Regions from separate parts of the Mus musculus genome. Here region 2 is linked to region 1. The links are chromatin loops, found by intact Hi-C in ENCODE. Cell type or tissue: left cerebral cortex. All regions are shown on one strand. Each heading gives the region's core, and the rest is flanking DNA. Links, peaks and the distances in the headings are about the cores only. Region 1 overlaps Tmem30c (transmembrane protein 30C). Region 2 overlaps Cmss1 (cms small ribosomal subunit 1).

Region 1 (2,917 bases), core at 327-2,826:
ATCTTGGGTAACATGAAAGAAACTTGCTTTTTTGGTGTATTTTAGTTTGGATACTCGGGAGGTGGCTAAGCACTGCTTGGTCTAAACAGAAGAAGTTGGTTGTGACTCAGTTCTGTTGCTCAGCTCAACAGTTGGTCTTTGGAAGTCTATAACGTCATCCAGCCAGCCACCAGCCTGAGCCTGACTGGATGGCTAAAAGGACTCAGTTTTGGCTCACTTGCTCTTGCCTTGAGAGCAGACCCCCAGGGAACTCACCCACTCTGAGGTACAAGGACTCCAAACTGATTCTTAACACTTGGTCTAGAGTTCAAAAACATTTCTCATCTTTATTCCAAGAACATTTTACTGTACATATATTTTTTTATTTGCTCCTCCTCCCCCCCCCCCCACACACACTCTGGGAACCTCGTCATTTATCCTTGTAGTTAGGATTATATTGGATTCCATCAATCCAGCACTCCTCCTTGAGGTGGCTCAGGAACTCTTCAAGCTTTGCCAGGGATCTTTGGGTCTATCACTCCATTGTCTGCTGCTGCCTTCTGCTCTTCTTCTCTTTAAATCTGGACACCACCTCTACAGGAAATTCAGTTTACTCCTTTTCAGCATCAAGTGAATCGTCAGGATGGCAAAAGAGGCCAACAGCGTCAGTGCCCCCGTCACTGTGTAAGTCAGCCCCAAGAAAAGGCCTCCTCCCCCGATCCATGTCAGAGTGGAAAGGACAATGGACTTTTCTCCTTGGAACATGGTTACTGGAAAGTCTAAGAAGATCTGTTAAGGACCTGGCTCAGTATTTGTCATTTATACCATAGCATATGCAAACACACTAAATTAAGTTATATAAAATTGATCTTTTTCACAGACAAAAGAAAACCAACCCAGGTGATTATTCTGTTTCATGTGTTTCCACGCAGTCAAATAAAACTCTATCTTGCTAGAATAAAATTAGTCATAACAAGGCTCTCTTCAACATAGCTGTAGTGTAGAGAGAAGATGTGGACACAAATAGATCTGGGTGACTTGTCAATAGCTGGCTAGTGAACAGATAATCTAATTCCCTTTGATGAGTCCAAGGTAGCACAAAGGATAGAGACAGCGTTCGTTCACAGCAAACCTGAGGCTTTATTCGTGAACCAGAAGACTCAGAAAAGGCCAAGTTCCTTAACTGGATAAGGCTTGAGTCCCTTCAACAGAGAAAATTCCTTCCGAGGAGTAAGAACAATAAATAAAGCCTCAGGATGAACACAGAAACATTTTTTGGTGAGAACTCTAAATCTAAAAGCAGGGTGCTTGTCATGGTTTTGAAAAGTCAGTGTCCTGTTGCCTGTGAGAAAGTGTTTGAAGTGGGCTTGCTATGTAGCATTGTAATGATATCATCTTCATGGGGCTTGTGGCCTGAGGGTTTTGAACATCTGGTGCCTTTTGTAAATGAAACTAATAAACAAACAAAGCCTTCTCATAGCAACACAGACGACAGAGGCATTTCCCAGCCAAGCCCTTAAAGGGCTTCCAATCTCTTGGCAATGAACTATTTAAAGGCACAAGGAACTATGTTAGGAACAAACCTCTCTCTCTCTCTCTCTCTCTCTCTCTCTCTCTCTCTCTCTCTCTCTCTCTCTCCCTTCATTATCACTTGGTCTTTTATCTTCCAGTGCTGCCTTACCTGTGTTCTCTCCTAGATCAGCTGAAAGAGTCCTATCCTCACCTCCAGACCCCCCCTTTTCCCTTCCAGTAGGAGAGAGTGATGCTGCAGGCCAGGTTTACTTCTTAAGCCATCACACAGGGGGAGTGCAAGCAGGGGGTGACACTCAGCATTGAAGCTGTGTACAATCAGCTTCCAATCAGCGGCCAAGTGTGGCTGTTAGCAGAATCATGGAGGAGACTTAGCATGTCCAGAGAGGAGAATAGAAACAGTGTATCGCTTTTAGGGTATGGCTTCCTTTCGTCATTCCCATCCCAGACTCATTACAGCCAAGGGAGAGGGCAGCATTGTTCAGTCTGTGCCATCTCTCCTCTACTTTACTGTTATGGTCGACACAGGTCTGTGGGGTCAGGAGATTCAACTTGAGAGACAGTCACCAGGCAACGTTCTATCCCTGTTTTAAAGCAACCACTGCAAGAGAAAGCAAAGGTGGATAGGACAGGGATGTCAGTCAGCAGGGATCCCACAGAGGAGCAGCTCTACTTTCCCATTGGAGAGTTCTACAAACCTGCTCTAGGAGAGAGAAGAAATGGAGGAGAGAGAGAAGAAATTTCACACTGTGGTTTTCTATCCCGGGACTAGGGAGAGAGTTTAGGGGAAGAACATTTGCTCAGTCCTGGGGGAAAAGAGAAACAGGAGTTTCTCATTCAACCTCACTGGGAGCTAGGGAGACTACACAAGTGAACAGTCCGTGTGGAGCAGCTCTGGCCTGCTGGGTGTCCTCTAGAACAATCTCAGCCAGTAACCCTGGCATGCTGTAAGAGGTGCGCGTGCTTAACTGGGTGGCTGATTCAAAGCTGAGTGTGAGCCTGCCTAAGAAATCTACCTGCTTTGGAGACATGAGCTCTGAAGACCACAGTTAATATAAATTACGTGTAAATTTATAACTTCTTAAAGATAAGGCTTAGTTACACTTTATAGTTAAATCTACGTTTTTTTTTTTTTAAATCAAGAGTCACATTTGTATTTTTGAATTTGAAGGGAAAAAAAATCACAATCTGTTATTCAAACATATGTCTCCTAACTTGGCCCATATGTCTGTTACTAAGACATCAACTCCCACTGGCTGGCTCTGATCCGAAGAGAGGAAGAGTACACATGTGGAGCGCACAGCTCACAGCATTCCTGGCAGGGCCTGAGCCAAGCTGTCCGTAGCCACACAGTGAAGTCTTCATCGAGCAAGCCATTGCTTGCTGGCTCGTCTGTATCTGGTTCATA
Region 2 (2,917 bases), core at 278-2,777, 92 kb after region 1:
CCCATTAAGATTATCCTATGTTCTATTTCTCATGCTTGGCGTATGACTGTCGACACCATATGGCAAATGGCCTGTGTGACAATATGGAACTGTGATTTATCATTTGAACTTTTAGAGATGGGAAGAGTTTATCCTCTGGGAATTGCACCTCTTCTTAAAGGTAGAGAGTGGAAAGGAAGGAAGCAAGGCAAAGCAAAGCAAAAATCTTTCCAAGTTGTCTAAAGCCTAGTATCTGCAAATTCTTCTAAAATACAGGTTCCCCCACACAACCCGCCCCCCCCCCCATCTACTGCAAGCTTCCCTCACGTGTATGCACCCAGATTAGAGCTGTCTATTCCATTAGTTCAAAAGATAGATCCATGCAATTCTTTCAACAAAAAGATATGCTGACATCTGATGCTTGGGCTGAACTCGAGAAAAAAGAAAAGAAGAGAAGAGAAAAGAAAAGAAATAGGTAATCAATAGGGTGGGCATACCCAGGATTGAAGTTTCCTGGGAAGTGGTACTTTCTCTGACAGGATCAAGTTGTAGAAGTTTATTGATGTAAAGGACCCATTCATTTCTAAGAAATGAGGTACACTGGTCCATAACTTAGAATATTATATACAAGCAACCTCCTAGTTCAGGGAGACAGGTAGGTTGGGATTTGGTCAACGATCTGTTTACTGGGCTTTCCTGTCCCTGTCAATCTGAGGGACTGATAATAACACTTGGCATACAGCGTGCTAGCAGGCCTAGCTTCTCACTGACAATAACCCAAAGCAAGGCTCTGCACTATAGAGATGCTCTCTTGATGCTGTTTGTGTACACTTACGAAATGTGGGTGTGTGCCTAAACCAACTAAACAGAGACAATGTTTACGAAAAGTGTATAATTCCTCTGACCCCCCCCCCCCCCAGTCTGCTGGCAGATGATCAGTGTGGACATCACTCCACAGTATGTCTGAAACACAGAGTGTCAGGCTCTACCCTAGAACTGAGTCTACATTTTGAGACTTCTTTGTAGGATAGCATTTGAAAAGCATATTATATCTGTGCTTTTTACCTACCTGTGGCATAAAACAAAAATTTTGTCGTGGTCCATTTATCATTGACTGCAACAATTTTTTTTTTTTAAATGAGGATCACAGGCAAAGATTCTGTAGTAAAGTCAAACTGCTGTAAAAACTCCTAAATGATTACATCAAATTTCTGGTCTAAGTTGTAGCAGATGTACAAGTTTCCAGACCAGCACAGGATGATACACAACACGCTAAATCATATTAATTTTGTGTGTGTGTGTATGTGTGATCACAGCACTAAGTGATTGCTCTCAGCCTATCTGGCATCAGGTACATTAGGTGACAGTGATGGCTCCAGTGATGATGACTGCACTAAGTGACATTAGTAGCCCCAATAATACATTGTTATAGTATATTAAGCCATGTTGCGAAAAAGCCGAAAGGGATCAATGGATATTTTGTGCATGTGGCCCAACCAATCTGTGCGTATAGTGGAGCTGGCCTCTGCAAGATGAGCCACATTTAAGCATGCATCCAAAGAAAAGCCATAGGGAGCCTCTCTTCATAATTACGCTTTTAGAGCAGCAAAATAACACGATTGCTAAAAGGCATCCCCCTCCCCCACTGCACCCCCTGAGTACTGGTGAGAGGAAGGCACATAAGATCACGTGAATTCCGAAAGTGAGGGAGGACAAACGCTGATGGTACAGGCCACGTGGGGTTGTAGGAGAGAATGGAAAGGTGGGCGTTGAAGCTGTGCTACTTTGGGAACTAGTCTTCCAGCAAGAACACACATGGCCACCCACTTACAAGAGTGGCTCTGGAAGGAGGTTATTAAAAACTCCATTCTTGATTGCATTGTGAGTGTGATGGGGGAGACAAACTAATCGCTTTCGGAGAGAGATATTTTGAGGCAGGGACCTCCAGGCTGACCCAAAACACATCCTTCTGCCTCAGCCGCCTGAGTGCTGGGGTAACAGGCATGAACCACCCTGCTGGCTAGAAATGTGTCTGTTGGCACAGAATAGAATAGTCATTTCCTTCTCCAATAATTCTTGAATTTGATGCTTTCTAACCTAACAGGCAAATTGCCTATGACTGAGTAGTCATATTTCTACCAGTTTCATTGTAATTGCCTTGAAACAATTTAGACAGCCTTCTACTGCTGAATGAATATTTAAACTACAGCACAACTGTAGGATGAATTACTCTATAGCACTAACAATACAGCAACATGGACAAACCCCAACTGTGCTAGGCTAAGGGAAACAATCCAGACTCAAGAAGCCGGACTCTGCATAAGTGCAATGCATATGGCACTGTAGCAAATGAAAAGCTACAGGGACAGAAGGCAGATCAGCAACTGCAAGTTTCTAGGACCTAGTGGAGAAGTTTCTGTAAAGGGGTAGAGGGGGGCTGTTTTGGGGTGATGGAACTTCTGTAGGTCTTGACTGTAATGGTAACATCTGTGATCTCTAGTGTTTGTCAGGATTTGTAGAAGAGAACATTATCTGAAGGGTAACTTTTACTGTTGGCAAAGTGTATCTTAAAGATCTGTATGACTGAATACTGAGAGCCTTCTGCCTCAAACTTCAAACGTCATATTCTGCTTTGGTGTTGATATAATGGAGTTCTTGAACAGGGTTGTTCTCATTTGAAGACACGTTAGGGGGTCGGGGGATGGTTTGGTGGCTTACAATGCTCTACTGCTCCTGTAGGAGATCCAGAGTTCAATTCCCAGAACATAGATGCCAGCTTATAACCACTTGTAATGTAATGCTAGTTCCGTGGATCCAGCACCCTTTTCTGACCTCCACAGGCACTGAGTGCATGTGGTATACAGACATTCATATAGGTAAAACACCAAACATACAAAATACAAATAAAAAAAATCCTAATTTAGAGAAGCCAGGATGC

Evidence for each region. Hi-C counts contacts between places; a loop is a spot of excess contacts. Peaks named below come from ENCODE experiments on the same cell type or tissue, not always from the same donor. Only the 100,000 strongest peaks of a DNase experiment are listed, where the experiment ranks them.
Region 2: a loop joins it to region 1, with 6 times the contacts of the local background. A loop is called at or near these places in 3 of 42 quality-filtered maps.

What each region holds. Positions count from the first base shown.
Region 1 is chr16:57,265,837-57,268,753 of GRCm38, forward strand. It overlaps Tmem30c (transmembrane protein 30C), which reads right to left. Exons shown (of 8, transcript NM_027651.1): 8 at 303-758. The coding sequence ends at 574. Among named protein-coding and RNA genes, the nearest start is that of Gm26800, 12 kb to the right of the region's middle. In left cerebral cortex, for the core only: no CTCF peak of the experiment used is centred there; DNase peaks (open chromatin) are centred at 1,339, 2,473 and 2,788; H3K27ac peaks cover 344 bases.
Region 2 is chr16:57,357,689-57,360,605 of GRCm38, forward strand. All of the region lies in intron 1 of Cmss1 (cms small ribosomal subunit 1), which reads right to left. The region is part of intron 1 of Filip1l (filamin A interacting protein 1-like); the gene reads left to right. Among named protein-coding and RNA genes, the nearest start is that of Filip1l, 5.9 kb to the left of the region's middle. In left cerebral cortex, for the core only: no CTCF peak of the experiment used is centred there; DNase peaks (open chromatin) are centred at 1,743 and 2,216; H3K27ac peaks cover 273 bases.